Regions from separate parts of the Homo sapiens genome. Here region 2 is linked to region 1. Evidence: chromatin loops called from intact Hi-C (ENCODE). Cell type or tissue: Caco-2. All regions are shown on one strand.

Region 1 (2,500 bases):
TGAAAACATTTTAAAATTTCTGCACAATTCGGTCTGAGTCAGCATCCTCCAAAAAGAGAAGATGCTTGGCAAATTACTGGAGTAAGTGTGAGAGGGTGGAAGCCAGGCCTATCACGAAGGGACCAGGTTGCTATCAGGAGGAAGGAGGGTGGTCATCCCGAGTGGGGGCGAACTTGGAAATAACAGCACTAATATGGAAGGTCCCCTGGTGCCACCATCGTGTGCTCGATACGTGCAGTCTCACTGAGTCCTCAGAGTGATCAGGTGTGTTTGGGTAAGTGTAATCATGCCTGTTTAGACATGCCTATTTACATATGGGGAAATTGGGAATCAGAGAGAAATAACTTATCCGAAGACACACAGCTAGCAAGTGACAAAGCTGGGACTGGACATCAGTCTGTTTGCCTGTGACATGCCCTGGACTTGGATGTCAGTTAGGATGGACTCGAATGATAGCCAGTCAGACGCCGGGGTCCGGCTGCATGAAGAAAGAAGGAAAGCAGAGGTTCTAGTGCTGTCTGACCACCTGCCTTTGTCTCTTTCCTCTTTCTGATGTGCTCATTTCCACTCTCTCTGTCTCCCTCTTTCTCCATCAAATGGAGCTGAAGAATATTTTTATTTTTGTTCGATTTGTTGAAGGAAGATTTATGTTCTCTTTTCTTCAGGTTAAAATCGAATAAGACATGGTCGGGCGCGGTGGCTCAGCCTGTAATCCCAGCTCTTTTGGAGGCCGAGGGGGGTGGGTGGATCAGTTGAGGTCAGGAGTTCAAAACCAGCCCTGCCAACGTGGCAAAACCTCGTCTCTATTAAAAATTCAAAAAAAGTAGCCGTGCGCAGTGGCGCGCACCTGTAATTCCAGCTACTCGGGAGGCTGAGGCGAGAGAATCACTTGAACCCCGGGGGGGGGGGGGGCGGAGGTTGCAGTGAGCCAAGATCACACCACTGCACTCAAGCCTGCGTGACAGAGTGAGACTCTGTCTTAAAAAAAAAATGAGTAAGACATTTTATATTTATCCGGGGCTAGTTGTCAATAACTCTCACTTGCGTAAGGTCTTTAGTTGAATTTTTTCTATGAGTCCAGAATCCTCAGCAGAAAAAAGCTCCCAATCAGCAAAAAGCAGTTCCCTCTCAGGAGGGAGAACCCGAGGCTAACAGAGTAGGTGAGCAATCCCGCGCCTATGACTCCTTTCTACCATCAGGTGGCAGCACATAATCCCGGAGAAAGCCATCCAGCCTAGCACAGTACCCATATTGTGTCATGCGGCCAATTCCAGTTGCAGGAAATTCTTCATAATCTGATTAGTATTCAACAGAGTTTTAAGCTTTTGCTTGGGAAGGATTTTAGCTGTTGCTTAGGAGACATTTTATCGGAAGGAATCATTCAGATATATGTAGCAATTAAAGAAGAATCTCTTGCAATATCGTTTTTTTTTTTAAAAAACTCTAGTTAAAACCATTTTTTGAAATTATGTTAAATTCCAAAAGACTCTTTTAAAATAGGTTTACCGTTCAGTCTTTGAAATGCTACATTGCTATCGAGAGGTCCTGCTAATGCCTAATTCAAAATGTGGCAAAAGTCCCTGTGTGCAGCTGATGTGTAGCTCCAAGAGTAAGGCCTGAACTGGCGTTCTGGAGGCGGGGAGCTTGTGAGGCTCACGGGGCAGATCCTCAGGCTCTTAGACTCTTGTATTGGTAATTCAAATTACGCCCTCTGTGATCACTGGTTGTCCAAAAGAGGCAAAGTTTACATTGTGTTAATAATACACGTGGATGCTTGATTAGCTATTTAATTTTTGAATATTTAGAGCAGTGGTTCTCAATCTCATGTGATTTTGCCTCCCTGGGGACATTTGGCAAAGTCTAGAGACATTTTTTTTTTTGAGACGGAGTCTCCCTCTGTTGCCCAAGCTGGAGTTCAGTGGCACTATCTCCACTCACTGCCACCTCTGCCTCCTGGGTTCCAGCAATTCCCCTGCCTCAGCCTCCTGAGTAGCTGGGATTACAGGAGCCCACCACCACACCCGGCTAATTTTTGTATTTTTAGTAGAGATGGGGTTTCACCATGTTGGCCAGGCTGGCCTCGAACTCCTGACCTCAAGTGATCCGCCCGCCTCGGCCTCCCAAAGTGCTGGGATTACTGGCGTGAGCCACGGCACCTGGCCGACATTTTTGTCACAACTGGCGAGAAGCTCCTTGCATCTAATGGGCAGAGGCCAAGGATGCTGTGAAACATCCCACAATGCACAGGACAGCCCCAGAACTCCATTCCCTGAGTAGCAGAACTTTAATTAAAGCTATTATTTGGAGGTTACCATGGGCCAAACACTAAGGGCTTCACTGATTCTAACTTACTTCATTCCCACGACAACCCCATCTTTGCGTCCCTGTTTTTACAAATGAAATTGAGAATTACAGAGGTTAGAACATTTGCCCAGAATTATTCTGCTTGTAAGTGTGGAGCTGGGATTCAAACCCAGGAGGCCAGGCTTTGGAATCCTAG
Region 2 (2,500 bases), 160 kb after region 1:
ACAAAAAATTAGCCGGGCGTGGTGGCGCGTGCCTGTAGTCCCAGCTACTCAGGAGGCTGAGGCAGGAGAATGGCCTGAACCTGAGAGGCGGAGCTTGCAGTGAGCTGAGATCGAGCCACTGCACTCCAGCCTGGGTGACAGAGCGAGACTCCATCTCAAAAAAAAAAAAGAAAATGTTATTTTTTGAAAAAGAGATTCTCAATATGTGATTAGGTAAACTATTTTTGCTGAATTCCAGGTAACACCAGTTGTTGCTCTTTCCAATGAGTCCTGGTCTATGTCATTTGCAAAATACCTTGAACTTAGGTTTTATGGGCACCAGTATACTCGCAGAGCCAACGCTGAGCCCTGTGGTCACTCCATCCATCATGATTATCACCAGTATTTCTCCTATAACCAGATGGTGGCGTCTTTCAGGTAAGAAATCCTAGGAATCTTGTGCATGATCTCAGATCTCATAATCCCTTAAGAATTTTTTTAACATTTTCACCATTACTAGATTGAATTAATTTGTGGGATTCCCCATTTATACCCTTATAAATGCAGAGGACCAGACTGTATTAAGAACTTTCAGTATTATTTTATTTACTCTTTACCCTACAAAATAGTTCTTATTATCCTCACTTACAGAGCTTACGATCATTCACTTACAGAGCTCTCAAGTGGTGGAGTAATGATTTGAACCTTGGTCGATCTACTACCAGCCTCACTCTTTTTTTAAAAAAAGTTTTAATATAGAAATTTTAGAAAAATATGAGACAGGATCTCACTGTTACCCAGGCTGGTCTTGAAGTGTGCTCAAGTGATTCTCCTGCCTCGGCCTTTCAAAGTGTGGGGATTAGAAGTGTGAGCCATCATGTCGGGCCCTGGCCTAACTCTTAACCATTGTTTTGGCATCTGATGGCATCTGAAAGTCTGTCAGAATTTTTGCCAAGATATTAACCATCAGAAGGATAATCACATAATTCTGATAGAGCTAAAAGTCTGTGTTCAAAGAATTGATAGTTGCCATTGTGGTATTAAATAATTTGAGACAGCCTTCAGGTTCTGCCTTCAAAATATATCAAGAGTCTGAGCACTTTTTACCAACTCTACCACTACCACTTTGGGCTGAGCCTCTGTTATCTTTCACCTGGATTATTGTAGTAGCCTTAGCAGTCTCCCTTTGGCCTTGTCCCTTTAGCCTCTTCTCAACACAGCAGTCAGAGTGGTTCTGTTAAGGGGCAATCAGCTAAGGCCACTCCTCTGCTCTAGACACTCCAAAGGGTGTCTGTTTCACCTGGAGTGAAAGCCAAAGTCCATTTACTGGCCTTTAATCTACCTGCACTGGCTGCCCAGGACCTCTCTGCTCTTACCTCCTACTGCTCTCTCTTCACTCATCCTGCTGCTGCCCCACTGGCCTCCTGACTGGGCCTCAGGTATGTCAGGTAGGTTGCTGCCTGGGAGCCTTGTACTTGTTCTTCCCTCTCTGAATTGCTCATTCCCCAGATATCTGCTTGTTGCTTCCTTGTGTCTTACAAGTCTTTGCTCACATTTCACCTGCCCTGACACTCCCCCATCCTAGCACTCTGCTTCTCTTGCTATATTTTTCTCCATAGTACTGAACATCTGATATGTATTTGTTTTGTTTGTTACCTGAATCTTGTTTTTCCTAAATTATGAGAACAGGAATTGTTAGTGTTATATCCTCAGCACCTAAAACAGTGTCTGGCACATAATAGACCCTCAGGGGATATTTGCTAATTAGAGCTTATTTCCTTTTTTAAGCAAGAGTTTTTAACCGTGCATGTAGGGCCTTGCGGGGGAGTTGGGTTGTAGCATTTATTAGTCGATATAAACCCTCAGGTGGAAAGGAAACCAAAGACTCATGAAGAATCTTCAGGAGGTGGAAAGTAATGAATACCTACAATTAGGTGTAGGTATTTTAGTTTCCTTATTAATAGGGATGGTTTATAACAATCGTTTTTGGTTTTACAGCAGGTAAGGATAACTTCAAGGGATAAATGATGGTACTACAGCATAATGAAAGATAAAACAAAATCCCTCCAGAATTGGGGAGGATATTTATTGTAACAGCTAAAAATTATTTTTGTGATTGTTTTAAAATACGATTTTATAGAAACTTTTCCTCTTATGCCTCATAGAATATAGTTGAACATCATGATACAGCTCTATTCAAGATATTAAGCTATTTTTCATTTTCTATTGGTCCTTGTATTTTCTTCTCAGTTATTCTCCCATTCGGCTTCTTGAAGTATGTGTTCCACTCCCCAAAATATTCATTAAGCGTCAGGCCCCATTAAAAGTGTCCCTTCTTCAGGATCTGAAGGACTTCTTTCAAAAGTAAGTTCAGTTTCTTTTATCATCTTTTTTTGTTTATTTACAGCTATTTTAAAGTATCAGATTTATTCATTTTATTTTCTTTGAAAATGTAAATTTTCTAATTGTATGCTATGCATGCTTGGTGTACAAAAAGAAAATTGTAGACGCTATGGAAAGA

The links. Hi-C counts contacts between places; a loop is a spot of excess contacts. Peaks named below come from ENCODE experiments on the same cell type or tissue, not always from the same donor. Only the 100,000 strongest peaks of a DNase experiment are listed, where the experiment ranks them.
Region 2: it touches region 1 in a loop (2.4-fold over the local background); 6 of 110 quality-filtered maps call a loop at or near these places.

Annotation. Positions count from the first base shown.
Region 1 is chr2:208,174,314-208,176,813 of GRCh38, forward strand. The region is part of intron 6 of C2orf80 (chromosome 2 open reading frame 80); the gene reads right to left. Among named protein-coding and RNA genes, the nearest start is that of CRYGA, 12 kb to the left of the region's middle. In Caco-2, a CTCF peak has its summit at 1,200 (motif pointing right); a DNase peak (open chromatin) is centred at 1,188.
Region 2 is chr2:208,333,077-208,335,576 of GRCh38, forward strand. PIKFYVE (phosphoinositide kinase, FYVE-type zinc finger containing) reads left to right here. Exons shown (of 42, transcript NM_015040.4): 24 at 239-417; 25 at 2,230-2,343. Among named protein-coding and RNA genes, the nearest start is that of PIKFYVE, 68 kb to the left of the region's middle. In Caco-2, no CTCF peak of the experiment used is centred here; a DNase peak (open chromatin) is centred at 1,395.